Linked DNA regions of Homo sapiens: region 2 is linked to region 1. Evidence: chromatin loops called from intact Hi-C (ENCODE). Cell type or tissue: endothelial cell of umbilical vein. All regions are shown on one strand.

Region 1 (8,000 bases):
CTTGACTAGGGTTGAATGACTTGCTTCCAAGGTGGCTCACTTATATACCTGGCAAGTGCTGTCTTTTAGTATTATTAGAAGGCCTTATTTCTTCACCATCAGTACCTTGCCATTGGGCTAATTTTAGTGTCTCTATGAGAAGGTAGCTAGTTTCCCTCAGAGAAAGTGACAGATGAATGAGAGCAATGAAGAAATCATAATGCCTTTTATGTTCTAATCTTGGAAATCATGCGCCATAAATTCTGCCACATGCTAACCATTAGGGGCAAGTCATTGAAAATACAGCCCACACTCAAGGGGAGGAGAATTAAGTGCCACCATTTGAAAGGAGTAGAATCAAATTAGTTGTGCTCATACATACAGCCATACTCTGCTTATATTTTTCAGTTTTTCCCCTCTCAGTGTTTATTTCTGGATATTTTCAGTTGCTTTGTCTTCAAGTTCATTAATCTTTTCTTCTTCAGCATGTCATCTGTTCTTAAACCTAGCCAGTGTATTTTTTCACAGTCTATACATTTTCATCTCTATAATTTCAAGTTGGATCACTTTATATCTTACATGTCTCTTTAATATGCTCAAGCTTTCTTCTACATTTTTAGAAAATGTAGTAATATAGTAATTATAATGACTTTTTAGAGACTTTGTCTAACTCTACATCTACCAATTAGTCCTCTAATTATTCCACTATCTGAGTTACTTTTGGGGTCAGTTTCTGTTTATCAAATGTTCTCCTCATTATGGGTTGTATTTTACAGTCCTTTTCATGTGTGGTTATTTTTCTTGGATAATAGATACTGTAAATTTACTAAGTTTGTTTGAGCTGTCATAACAAAATGCCATACACTGTGTAACCTATACAGATTTTTTTTTCTCACAGTTCTGAGAGTGGGAAGTTTAAGATAAAGGTGCCAGCAGATTTAGTGTCTAGTGAGGGCCCACCTCCAGAGTAATAGATGTTGCTTCCGATGTGTCTTCACATGGTAGAAGAGAGCAACAGAGCTCTCTGTGGTCTCTTTTACAGGAACACTATTCCTGTTCATGTCCCAAAGTCCCCACCTTCAAATACCATCACATTGGATGTTAGGTTTCAACATATGAATTTTGCAGGGGAACATTCTCTAGTATTTACCTTACTGAGATTTCGATGTATATAATTCTTCAAAATGTTCCTGAGCTTTGGTTTAGAATGAAATTAACTTATTTGAAAAAAGTTGTATCCTTTTAAGGCTTAATTTCAAAGGTAGATTAAAGCAACTTTTTATATAGAGCTAATTCTCTCCTATTGGTGAAACAATGGCCTTCTGAATGTGCTACCCCAAATATTTAGGAAGTTTTTTTTTTTCACTCTGGCTGATGGAAAAAAAGAAAATATAATTAGCCTTCTATGAGCTTTGTGGATTGTTCCACCAACTCTTTCTAGTGGTTCTCTTCTCTGCTTCATGGAATTAACTTATGCAAATACACTGATCATCACTATGTTGAAGACACAAGTGGAACCTTTCGCATATCTCACAGTTCTCTCTCCCTATTCTGTGCATTTGTGTTTTTGTCTGGTGCTCCATCCTGCAAATTGCAGCTGCCTCGTACACCCTGATTTTCACCTCCATGACTTCAGCTCAAGAAGACTACTAGGCACTATTTGAGTCCCCTCTCTCTGAGCTGTATCCTGAACCTCTCCACAGAAGGTCAGCTGGGGCAACTATGGAGTTCACCTCATGTTTAATTTCTCTCAGTGACCGATGTCTCACAAAGTCTCTTGTTCAAAATCTGAAAAAAATTGTTCCATATATTTTATCTGGTTTGTTAACCGTATATGACAGAAACATAAAATGGTTTCTATTACCACAAATTTATCTTGACACTCATTCTCAACTCTTAGCAGAGTTTAGAAATTTTTGATAAATACAATTCCAGCCACACTAGTTTGACATAGTATAAAACCACAGCGTGGTTGAAAAATAATGAAATCACATTAAGCCTGTTTAATCACTTGTAAAATAAGTTGCAAAATGGCCTAGTAATGTAACTATACCTAGTGGTGGCTCTGCAAGTATTAGTCTGGAAACATATTAGCCTTGAGTAAAAATAATTATTTGAAAAACTTTCAGAGGAGTGGGGATTTCCTTTTATCTTGTAAAGTCAATTATGATATCATGAAAATATATGAGATGTGGAGATTACAGAAAGAGAAAAACATGAGAAACCACATACAAGCTAGAAGACAGCAGGTTCTTCATGAAGTTGTGAGTAGCTCCATTCAGTTGGAGGCTGGTAAGCAAAATGGAAAATAATCGTTCCTAAGAGAGTGTTTGTATGGGGAGATGGAGATGTGTGCATCGAGTACCCAGCGAAGGACATAATATTTTATTCAGGAACCAATGGAAAGCAAAACAGGTATTCAAGCAGGAAAATAACTCAATTAGGAGAGAATCCACCATTTTATTTATAAGTACTATTAACTCTTGGTTATATTGTGCCTTGTTAATATAATTAAGCTTTTAAACCTGGGTTGAACAGTGCCAGAAAAAAAATACATAATTGTTAGAATTAATGGCACAAAAAATTATGTTCTTCAACTTCAGCAGTTATTATTAGGAGTAGCATCAGCACTGCTTGGCAAATCCTTACATTTCTCTGTTCTGCAGCTGTTTCTCCCCCAAGGGCTCTACAAAACCCTTACCATCAAGCTGCATTCCCTTACAGAGAAATTATGAAGTTCCATTTTTACTTCTCAAAGAACTGGGTTTAGGTAAAATATTTTTAAATAACACATATGCAGCATCAATTGTACCTTAACAAGCCAGCAATCATGATGATTTTATTACCTCAAACACACTAATTTTGAAGAAAAATTATTCTAGTTAATAAGTAATATATGAACAAAGCTATTGCTTGACCGTTTTGACTATTTTTTCCTGTGTAAAACCTGTTTCTACCTATCAAAGATCATAAAAAGCAATGTAAGCTCAGTGTAAGCATTGAACTATTACCAATTGATATCAATTATGCAACCAGCAAATGAATGATGAAGATTTGCTCTACACTATACAATGAGTGGCACATTATAGCATTTTGTTGAAGACTATTACATTAAGCACCCTACAAAACCACAATGTATTTTGGAAAACACCAAACATTGCAATTATCTAAATATATTTCAAACCTATGAAATTCCTTTTTTTAATCTCTCCAGGATGAAGAAGAGGCAGGTGAGATTTCAACTGTAGATTTGTAGTTTTATTACTGGGCAATATCTAAGTGGTAAGTCATCACAGAGCAATGACTAAAGGAATATTTGATAGTTGTGAAAGACGTGAATTGTAATCATTAAATACTAAAATATTACCATCTATGAAAATAATAAAAGAAGCTACAATTCTCTGTGGAAATGTAATGTGCTTTTTTTTTGTTCCTCAGTATCACCTCAGTCATTCAGAGTGGCTAATGTATTATATGGTATGATATGATGGGGCCAATTAACACCAGAATATCATTTGCCCCTGCTGCAATCAAGTTTATCCTGTTTACAAGAAAGCTATTCATTTGGACTAAAGTGTCCCTTCAGAAGCCGTCACTCAAAATATATAACTTGAAAATAGTAACTGTAAAACTAAGCTTCTATTAGTTTACATAATTTAGGAGTTTTCTAGTTTAGTAACTTCTAACATGAGCAATAAAAGATACAACTTTTATTAGAAGCTACGACATATAATGTGGTTGATATCTTGCCAGAACTCTCTAAATTAATATTATTAATGGACGCGGGAAGTGTCTCCCAGTCTTCTTGCCCTTCTCTATGATACAACTACAGCAATCTTTCGTAATAAACACCAACGTGATTATTCCTCTTCTTAGGATAAAGTGCCCCTTTGTTCTTTTGTATTCTTACTGAGTCAAGACAGATAACAAGACAAAGTTAATGTAACTCTGCCTGTGAAAGTGAGTAAACAAGAAGTGACTAATGGGGCAAAATTCTCAACCTTAAAATCTCTATTATTCATCCCTTACATTTTGGTATAGGAAAAAACAATATGTATGGAACCAGAATAAATCCTAGTCCCCACAGGAGGCAGCTTGGATTCTAATAAAGAAAACCTAGAGATACTGCATTTTGAACAGCTCTGATTTATTAGGTAATATATTGAAAAAAATAAAATGATTAAAAAGGTAGAGCATTTCATTATGGGTAATCATGATACTAATTTATTATACTCCCCAAATAAGCAGTTGTTGAATGTGAAATATAGGAAGTGATGAATATTAACCACTCAAGAAAAAGTAAACAATCATTACTAAGTTGATTATTTTATTCCAAGGTAATATTTAATCTTCACTGCAGTTTTCCACTAATCTGTCAGAAAGTGTTTAAATTCAGTATTTTATAGTTACAAGAATGTTCTTTTACCATGGAAGCTTTGACATTCACTCCAATAAATTGCAAGATGTTCTTTTTGAAAAATTCTATACTAATTATTTATGTAAATGGTCTCACAATAATTTGGGGATCACCGTGACCACATAGAATAGTGTATGAATAATAATATTTAATAGTAATCTATTAATATTAGTGTTTAAGACTATTCTAGATTAACAATGAATATTTTCATATGCAATAAGGACCCTATCTATCTACCAAAATGACTTTATAAATTGTTTGAGGGTTGCAATGAATAACTAGATGCTAGAAGATGGACAATATTGTCTATGTTTAAGAAAAAATAACAACTTAAACTCCGCTTAGGCAAGCTTTTTTGTGTATATGTAATTTGCAATATTTTGAAACCTATTAAGAATTACATAGCGGTCATTAGTTTTAAAATGTATGAAGAAAAATATCTACTGAGCATATGTTGTAAAATACACCTGGAGCCAAGAAATCTTCCAAGTCAAATGCAAAATTTATGTACTAATTTTTGTTTCAATTATTTGAACTTATATTTTAAATTAGAACTAATACTCAAGTAATTATCTGAATTTTACACATAGCAATTATTGAATACCATTCTTTTTATTGGGTAACAACTATACAGAAACATGTTTGATTCATAATTTACTAAAAAATTAATTTGTTCTTAACTTATTAAATGATTAATGGATTTTAAGATTTTATAACCAGACTTTCTTCTAAAAGACATAGATGTTTGCTAATATTCATTCTTCCTTTTCTCTATGCCTTTCATTTTAGTCTAGATCAATTTGGTGGTAATAAAAAATCTCATTATTCTAATAAATTATTTCTAAAAAATCAATATCTGAGCTCAAGATACCTGGGAATCTAGAACTGCAAATTTGCATATACAATGCTAGTTGTGATTTGTTTTTCCTATTTTTTGCCCAGCTTTATTGAGCTATTCTTGACATACAACATTTTTATGCATTTATGGTATACAATGTGATGTGATATATGTGTACATAATGGAATGATTACCACAAACAAGCCAATTAACATATTCATTACACACATAGTTACAATTCTTGTGTGTGTGCAGAGAACACTTAAGAGCAATTGTCTTCACAAATTTCGTGAATATAATACAGTGTTAACTATAGTCACCATGGTCCATGTTAGAGCTCCAGAACTTACTCATCTTGTAAAAATGAACTTTTGCTTATCAGCTTAAGATTTCTCAGGATACAAAATTAATGTGCAAAAATCACAAGCAGTCCTATACACCAATAAAAGACAGACAGCCAAATCATAAGTGAACTCTCATTCACAATTGCGACAAACAGAATATAATACCTAGGAATACAACTTACAAGGGATGTGAAGGACCCCTTCAAGGAGAACTACAAACCTCTGCTCAAGGAAATAAGAGAGGACTTCAAACAAATGGAAAGACATTCCATGCTCATGAATAGGAAGAATCAATATTGTGAAAATGGCCATAATGCCCAAAGTAATTTATAGATCCAATGCTATCCCCATCAAGCTACCACTGACTTTCTTCACAGAATTGGAAAAAAACTACTTTAAATTTCATATGGAACCAAAAAAGAGCCCATATAGCCAAGACAATCCGAAGCAAAAAGAACAAAGCTGGAGGCATCATGCCACCTGACTTTAAGCTATACTACTAGGCTACAGTAACCAAAACAGCATGGTACTGGTAGCAAAACAGATATATAGACCAACGGAACAGAAAAGAGACCTCATAAATAGCACCACACATCTACAGCCATATGATCTTTGACAAACCTGACAAAAACAAGCAATGAGGAAAGGACTCTCTATTTAATAAATGTTGCTGGGAAAACTGGCTAGCCATAGGAAGAAAACAGAAATTGGACCATTTCCTTACACCTTATACAAAAATTAGTTCAAGATGGATTAAAGACTTAATTGTAAAACCTATAACCATAAAAACCATAGAAGAAAACCTAGGCAATACCATTCAGAACACAGGCATGGGCAAAGACTTCAAGACTAAAACACCAAAAGCAATGGCAACAAAAGCCAAAATAGACAAATGGGACCTAATTAAACTAAAGAGCTTCTGCACAGCAAAAGAAACTATCCTCAGAATAAGCAGGCAACCTACACAATGGGAGAAAATTTTTGCAGTCCATCCATCTGACAAAGGTCTAATATCCAGAATCTTCAAAGAACTTAAACAAATTTACAAGAAAAAAAACAAACAACCCCATCAAAAAGTGGGCAAAGGATATAAACAGACACTTCTCAAGAGAAGACATTTATGTGGCCAACAAACATGAAAAAAAAAGCTCATCATCACTGGTTATTAGAGAAATGCAAATCAAAACCACAATGAGATACCATCTCACACCAGTTAGAATGGTGATCATTAAAAAGTGAGGAAACAACAGATACTGGAGAGGATGTGGAGAAACAGAAATGCTTTTACACTGTTGTTGGGAGTGTAAATTAGTTCAACCATTGTGGAAGACAGTGTGGCAATTCCTCAAGGATCTAGAACTAGAAATACCATTTGACCCAGCCATCCCATTACTGGGTATACACCCAAAGGATTATACATCATTCTACTATAAAGATGCATGCACACATATGTTTATTGCAGCACTGTTCACAATAGCAAAGACTTGGAACTAACCCAAATGCCCATCAGTGATAGGCTGGATAAAGAAAATGTGGCACATATACACCACGGAATACTATGCAGCCATAAAAAAGACTGAGTTCATATCATTTGCAGGCACATGGATGAAGCTGGAAACCATCATTCCCAGCAAACTAAAACAAGAACAGAAAAGTAAACACCGCGTGTTCTCACTCATAAGTGGGAGTTGAACAATGAGAACACACAGACACAGGGAGGGGATCATCACACACTGGGGCTTGTCAGGGGGTGGTGGGCTAAGGGAGGGATAGCATTAGGAGAAATACTTAATGTAGATGACGAGTTGATGGATGCAGCAAACCACCATGGCACATGCACACCTATGTAACAAACCGGCGCATTCTGCACATGTACCCCAGAACTTAAAGCATGATAATAAAAATAAATAAATAATTAAAGTAAAATGAGATCAACTATTTGTTGTAAACTACTACAGAAAAAAAATAAGTAAAAAAGATGGAGGGTGGGGGAGAAGCACTGATGAAACAAACAAAATAGTGATGGTTATTGTAACTCTGATGGTTATTGATTGCACTCAGATTTTCTGTATGCTTGAAAATTTTTGTAATGAAATGTCTAAAGATCAGAGTGGCGGAGAGAACAAAACAAAAAAAATGAACTTTTACACCCTTTGACTAACATCTCCCCATTTCCTCCAAGCTTCAGCCCAGACAACCACCTTTTTACCCTCTACTTTTGTGTAAGTTCTAGTTTTTTAGATTCCATATACAAGTGAGATAATATTAATACAATATTTGTCTTTTTGTGCCTGGCTCAATAAATTTAGCATAATATCCTCCAGGTTCATCCATCTTGGGGATAATGGCAGGATTTTCTTATTTTTATGGCTGAATAATATCTACTTATATATAAAAAGACATATATGTATAATAAATATAT
Region 2 (8,000 bases), 69 kb after region 1:
ATCAAGGAATATTGTTCACAGTAGAAAACAAAAACACTGGAAATGATCCAAATGTTCAAGATGAGGAAAATGCAAATGAGCTGTGGGATATTTACACAATGGAATATCATAAAGTGGTAAAATGAATACACTATGCTAACATGCAGTAATATATATGAATATTTACAAAATACTATTTACTGAAAAAATTTAACTGCAAGACTCTATGAAGCATGAGGGCTTTTAATAAAATAAATATAACTAAAATAAAAAGTATGCTTTCTTGGGAAAGATTTAGATGCACGTAATATCAAGAGGAAAGCATGTGGATGATGAAAACAGGCTTCTGAAAGATAAAATTACATTAAGTCAAACAAAACAAGTCAAAGAGATGGGCAATAGCATGTTTGGATGAAGGTTAAGTTGTTGTCTGATGGATTCACTTTTACTTACGACATAAATAAAAATAAACTAAACATATAGAGGAAATAAAAAGCTGGCCATATTTAGACCAGCAATTAAAGTGGGTCAAGTTTTCTGATTAATCAAATTCAATGCTTATGAGAGAAGGGAAATCCTAAGGAATTGTAATTAACTATTACAGATGGGAAAATGTGCAACACACCTAAACATTGTTTGATATAAAAATGACTGTATAGACTGTCATTTTTATCTATCTATTTGATTTTACTCCAAAGGTTAATTTGGTAGAACTTCAGAAAACATTCTGATTGTACTGTGCTTCATCTATTTTTCATCTCCACTTGTGTACGCTCTGATTTCATTTTTATTTCTTAGCAGAAACACTAAAAGAGGATCTTGGGCACAAGCACTTGCCTCTATAGACTTAGAAGAGACTCCATCCTCTTGAGCAGGTTCCAACCACTACAGTAATGGTTTCTTCTAGTCATAAGCCCTCTAGGCAACATTAAATATCCATCCATATATCCCCCCCGCCATTATCCAGTTAAGTCAAGTATTAATATATAGAAAATGAACAGATGACATAAGAAGCCATAAGGAAAGAGATTGCAAAACATCCTATAAAATATGATCAGAGCTGTATTGTGACAAACTGTTCACATGTTTGTGTTATTCTTTAAAATAAACTCCTGAATGTAGGGATGGTGTCATTTCAAAAATTGAACCAGTCATGCCTCATAAGTTTCTGGTACTCTGTAGAGGTGAAAGTAAAAGAAAGAAAGAGAATAAAAGAGAAAGAAAGAGAGGAAAGAAAGAAAATAAAGGAAGAAAGGAAGGAAGGAAGGAGAGAGAAAGAGAAAGAAAAGAGAGAAAGAGAAGAGAGAATAGAAAGAAACAGAGAAAAGAGAAAAAGAAAGAGAAGGAGAAAGAAAAAACAGAAACAAAGAAAAAATGTTTATTATATAATATATGCTATACCTTATATCATAGATCAGCTAAAAAACTAAGAAAAATGGGCATTTTGATGAAGGGAAAAAATACAATGCTTCTTAGAAGGGACGTGCAAAGGAATGTTTCTGATGAGAAGATATACTTTTACATGCTATGAAATTCAATGTTCTCACAAATATTTGAGAATATAATAGGCTACTATTCCCAAAAAGTAGCCTAGATAATCATTTCTCTCTTTATACTCTTTGTTTATTAAAGCTCCCCTTAATTAACCTGGTTATTGTTCCCATTCCCTTTCAGAATTGCATTCTCTATCACTCAAACACAGTAACTGCCACATTGCCCTAAATAACTCCCAGCTTGGCCACTCTGCATTGGCAGCATTTTTTTCTAACTGATAAGAAATAGGGCTCTTGGAAAAGATAATTTAGTACAGTAGAATATCAGTGGATGGTCACATACACACTGAAGAGGAAAAGAAAGGGGCTAGAATGAATTGGTAAAAGGATACCAAGAAACCCTCAGATAAAACTATAAAACTATTGGAAGGTAGAATGAAAATTGATGAAAGCAACACCACCACCAGCTTCACAACAATCTAATAGTTGATGAGAACTGAAACTGCATAACCCAGGTAATAACTGTACCATTGGCTCATTTATTTCTTTGCAATGGCTTAAAACTCTGGCCTGATTTTTATAAATAAAATTACTATATAAGCATATCTAATTCTTGTGTCCTCTTTATTGATGGCTAATAATGGGTGATTTAAATTATGGTGTTTACCTTAGATATATGGTTAACAATATGAGATAATCCAAAGGTTTGAATCTGAACCAGGTCACATGAGCCTATGCTCTTTGCTCCTGTTCACGCCTTATTTCTAAAATACATCACAAATTTTCTGGTAACATAAAATATATATCAATTATTTCAAATTTTGTTTTAAAAAAGGACATATGTAAAGCAAAAAGCAAAATTAAAAAAATAAGAGTTCAGTTGATGGAACCCTCTTGAAACAAGAATTTAAGAATGCCTGCTCACAGAATAGTAATGCCAAGATAAAACTGGAAAAATAGTTAAGAGAGGCCAGCTCTAAATAATAAATGAATAACACATCGTCAGGACTAGAAGAGTAGATAAGAAACAAAGTACTCTTTAAACACAATTTCTAAAGACATCTATTTCAAACTTACAATCTGAAAGTGTAGAGGAACCCTGGTCTTTGGTAGAAAATTGCCCTGCCAGCCATGTGGAATAGAATAAGTACCCACACCTAAAAAAATTACAGTGACAGGCAGGTAAGGATTTCAATAAAAATGTAAATTATGACCTTAAAATCAACAAGGACTATATTTCTTCCAAATAGGCATCAGAACCTTACTGAAATAATATTAGCAAACAGAGGAAAAGCCAGAATAAAGTTTGAAATAAAGTATAACAAACATACTTGTTTGCAAAATAGCCTAAACCAGGTGACCATAGAGTGGATAAGTGATAATTATGAAATGTTAATAAAATATCGAAAGTGTAGGGAATGAGCTTTGGACAGAGGTTTGGGAGTAATGGACTGAAGTATGTTACAGAGAAGAAAAATTAGTTAAAAGTAATAATTAATATTCAATAAATAATTGAATTATTGTAATGTCTAAAACACATGAGTGTATAAATAAAGTTACATAAAATATAAAATAACACATGCACCAAGCGATTGAAGATCAGGAAAATAACCTTAGCAAAAACAGCAGTATTAGGCAGCATAATGATTTTTTAGTGTTGTCTTTGAATAGGGAACATTTGAAGATTACTGCACGTAGTCCAATTTGAGAAAAACTTCTCTAATGAGGTGATAGATAAATGGGATTAATGCAAAAAGTATAAAATGAAAATTAAAGAAAATAACTTTAAAATAATATAATGCTTAAAACTAAAATAGCCTGTTAAACATTTGACATATTAATTTTACTAGTCAATGAACACAAGAGAATACGCTAGGACATACATATCCACTTTAAGCAAATTAATAATAATACATAATACAAAATACTGTCTATGTGAAATCCTTCTTAAAGGTAGACTGTGTAACTAAACCAGAACTCTTTTCTAAAATCACAAGTATAAAAAACATAAATATCCAAAACATCTCCATGGTTCATTAACTCTGCTAATGTGTCATGTTTTTCACTACACAATCATTTTTAAGGAAGACTAATCACAGATATCAAAAAGTAACACAGCACTCTCCCAGAGAATAAACCATTTCAGAAACTGATAGAATATTTTGTCTCATCTATGTAAGTCTAAAACTTAGAATTGACATTTCTTGCTTGAAATTTATAAATCTACAACTCAGAACAACTCTTTAATTAATATAAAGAAGCTATATCTATAGAAAAAAATGTGAATGGGCAACTGAATTTCATGAATTATCAAGAACAAATATTATGTATGATGACATAATGGGAAGTTAGGATTTGCCTCACAACTTGGTTATGAGAAATTCTATAACCTGTTAGAAGAGATTAACACAAATCATTAATGGTTTCATTTGTTTCATCATTGTTATACCTGATATACATCTTGCCGGCAGAGTGGAGTGACTAATGTGTGATTAAAACAAATACCATTTCCCTTTGCCTGTCTGACAAACTCATTTTCATCCTAAAAGATAACTCAAATATTTCCTCTGCTGTGAAGACTTCTAGGATGCTTTTATGTTTCTTACATTCTCCTTCATCTGTGCTTCAAGAACACTGTACATATATCTCCTAGGACCCATCGCAATACTGGGGTGGGTTGTTTGCATGTTCCTGTTTCTCAAGGGTATCTCTGCATGCAGAAATTGTTGTGAAATGCTTGTGGAATGGACAGAGAGAGAAATAAACGATAGGGTTTTGCAGCGTTATGATCTGACAAATAAGACGTACAGAAGCCAGAAAGGCTCCCTAGCTTGCTGGTTTTGTGATTACGAAGATTCTTAACTTTATGAACAGTAACAGAAAGTGACTTCTCACTATCTATTTATCAAGTGGCTGGTTCCTACTTATATCATTCAAATTATTCACTATCAGTTCAAATGTATTTTGAAATATTGTCATTTGTCACTGCCTTATAACATCCCTTGCATGGTTTTCAACAACCTTATCTTCTTCATTGAATATTTTAAAACTTTTCTTATGCAAGCTTCTTTTCCTACTAAATTTTGATACCCCAGAAAGCATTGGCGAACACTAGAAGAGACCTGTTTGCAACCAGACTGAGGAGCTCAATTGTTTTTACTTTGAACTCAGTAATTGTTGCTTATTATTTATTTAAATAAATTGGCTATATACTTATTCAGAAAATATCAAAGGAAGCTAGAAAGAAGACATTTGTGCAAAAACTGCCAACTTTCTCGAGTAAATCTTTCTATACATAATATAACCACTACATATATAGTGTGTATAAGTATATATAAATGTTCAAAAATATTCAAAAATTGTTAACTTTCTTCTGTTACTTCAAGAAACGTTTACCTTGAATGAAATTGGGTATGAGATAAGGTTTATAGAAAGAAGTGTTTGTTTCTGGTGGGAGTTATTTCATTGCCTTCTTAGAATCATCCTGTGTTAGTGTACCAGAATAAATCTGTGGTAAGAAACAGCTTGTGTATTGAATATCCACTGGATAATTGAGGTTGTCTTTCTCTAGATAATTCTTACTAAATCCTGTGATTTAGATTTATACTTAGAAGCCATTGAGAATTTACTGTGTAGCATGACAAACATTATTCTCTTTAATATTTTTGCTCTATATCAGATTTTGCAGTTAAAAATCATAAACTCTTCTCAGATCCAAACATATAGTTTACCAGAAATTTCAAAACAGAATGGTGGAAGATGCCTTCTAATAATTGCTTCTACATAACAGATTGCTTTTGCCACCTGATCTATTTTAAATGACACAAAACTGAGGTGAACAAGTAGTATTAGACCCAATAAACTGATGAATAGGGTATGTTATTCTCTAAATCCAGAATACAAAAGTTATTATTTGTTAAGACTTTCAAAAAGTTGACAGAGTAAGACATACGCAAAAACATGAAAAAAAGATTGTTTTATTTCATGCCTAGGCACAGAAGCAGAGGATTAGAACAGAGAAGATTCTTGGAAGGAACGTGATACAACCCCTTGATTTATAGATGAGGACATTTAAGACAGTAGAAATTACGAATTTCCCCCAAAGACATCTGGGCATAAAAGAAAAAAATAAAGAGTTTAAAGTCTTGACATTAGTATCATAGTTAAACACATTACAATGCCTGGCTCAGGCATTGGCACTATGTAGACCTCCAAAATACTTTAATTCTCTTTCCTCTTCCCTTTATTTTTTCACCACCATACAAAGTATCATAACACAGGGTTAAGAACATCATTTCACGACCCATTCTTCCTGGGTACATAATCAATATTCTGTCACCTAGTAGCTGGGTAACCTTGGGCAAATTGTAGACCCTCTCTGTGCCTTGGATTCCTCAAGTATAAATAAGGACTACAGCATAACTTGTATCACAGAGTTATTGGGAAAATTAAGTAAATATATGTGAAACTGCTTAGAGTCATGGTATACAGGACATACTGATGAAAGCTACCTGTTAATATTATGATAATAATGATTATAATTTTCTGCTATCTCATTTCTTGGCATTTGTCTACTTACAAAGCATCCAGTGCCACCCCACTTTTTTTGCTCTCTTATTTCTCACACCAATTATTCAGGATATTCATTAGTCTCCTGTTATCCAAACTGACTAGCCATATAGTCTAAGCTGTCAAACTGTAATAAAAAACTGAAGATATTCCGACAAATTAGTTCATCTAATATTTATAGTGCTGATGGTTTAATATATCACACTTGTCAAATACAGGTTTCATTTTAAGTGTAATTTTTTTCAATTATTGATATTTAAATAGTGAGAGAAATATATAGAGGAATATAAGACTGTGTGGAATCAATAGGGTCTGTGTTTTGGAGTTTGTTAGGGTCTTATCTGGGTGGCTAGCTGGTTTTTCCATCTGCAGGTAAAACCAACCATTACAAGTAGACAGTAAATAATTTTAGCTAAAGATTCTGATAATTACTTCTACATATGGCCAAATTTGAGAAATATCAAAATAATAGAAATTCTATTCAATGTGATCAATGAAGATATTTATAAATTAAAAATAATGTATGAACTGGAGCAAAAAATTGACCCAAAAGTATGTATACTTGGTATGTATTTTGTATGTGTGTGTGTAGTCAAACATGTATACACACTTATATTCATATATAGTCAAACACAGAAGAGACATTTTCTTTCATCTAACACACAAAAGTGAAAATATTAGAGCTAATGGTAATTTATCCTGGAGACTTCACTTTAAAACAAATCAATTGTCCTAGGTACAATAATATGAACATTTATAATGTTTATGTTTTAATAGATTTTTATTGATATTGCTTTTCCATAAGCATTCTCTTATTTTCTCTAAAAGCTTCAGGGAAACAACCGTGTTATAAAATAATAAAAATGTAGGCCAAATTTATGATAACTTTGTAGTCATTTTGATTTTCTGTGTATATCCCGTTAAAAACATTTTCTTCATCTCCAAATAGAAAACAGCAAAATAAATCAAAGTCTTTACTGGTTTTTACCCACTGTAGACTTACCAGCTATGACCAACATTGTTTCTGCATGCAGACTACTAACATCAAGAGTAAAACGCTCTCTGAAATATTGTTAAACTTTAAAAATCACACATAACATCTTAAGGGATAAATTCCAAGTCATATTAAAGTTACTGAGCTGAGAGTTTCTATTAACATTTATAACCTACCTGTATGCATTAACAAATCTTTAAAAGAAGACTTTTTGGCTGGGCACAGTGGCTCACGCCTGTAATCCCAGCACTTTGGGAGGCCGAGGCAGGCAGATCACAAGGTCAAGAGATAGAGACCATCATGGGCAACATGGTGACACCCCGTCTCTACCAAAAATCCAAAAATTAGCTGGGCATGGTGGCATGTGCCTGTCGTCCCAGCTACTCAGGAGGCTGAGGCAGGAGAATCACTTGAACCTGGGAGGCAGAGGTTGCAGTGAGCTGAGATCACACCATTGCACTCCAGCCTGGGCAACAAAGTGAGACTCCATCTCCAAAAAAAAAAAAAAAAAAAAAAAAGAATGCATTATTTAGGGTAGGAAAACAGAGATACTTTATTGCCTAAGGAATATTATAAAGTCTGAATAACTAAAGAAAATAATGGCAGTGTCTACTGAAAATAATGGCAGTGTCTACGATCTGGAAGAAAGGGAACTTTACATAATGGACATTCACTATTTCCAGTTCACTGACAAAATAATTACTATCTTGAATGAGGTGCTGTTTACATTTCGAGTGATAAAACTTCCACATTTCCAGACACAGTTTTCACCAGACTTAGAACTTAATTATATCTGACTTCAATGATCTGATATGACAGTCATGAAAAGGTTGGTATTCCTGCCTGTATGAGAGTTACATTTCTCATTTTAAATTCTAAAGTGGCATTTGCTTTTCTTCATAATTCTTGAGAACTTGGTTAATGTATCTGGTCCTCTTAGAAAATTCTGTTCTCAGTTTGCTGAT

The links. A loop is a pair of places that touch in the nucleus more often than their neighbours do. Peaks named below come from ENCODE experiments on the same cell type or tissue, not always from the same donor. Only the 100,000 strongest peaks of a DNase experiment are listed, where the experiment ranks them.
Region 2: it touches region 1 in a loop (7-fold over the local background); 1 of 110 quality-filtered maps calls a loop at or near these places.

What each region holds. Positions count from the first base shown.
Region 1 is chr5:121,248,050-121,256,049 of GRCh38, reverse strand. No RefSeq gene overlaps it. Among named protein-coding and RNA genes, the nearest start is that of FTMT, 600 kb to the left of the region's middle. In endothelial cell of umbilical vein, no CTCF peak of the experiment used is centred here; a DNase peak (open chromatin) is centred at 3,919; H3K27ac peaks cover 1,813 bases.
Region 2 is chr5:121,179,237-121,187,236 of GRCh38, reverse strand. No RefSeq gene overlaps it. Among named protein-coding and RNA genes, the nearest start is that of FTMT, 670 kb to the left of the region's middle. In endothelial cell of umbilical vein, no CTCF peak of the experiment used is centred here; a DNase peak (open chromatin) is centred at 3,976; H3K27ac peaks cover 1,017 bases.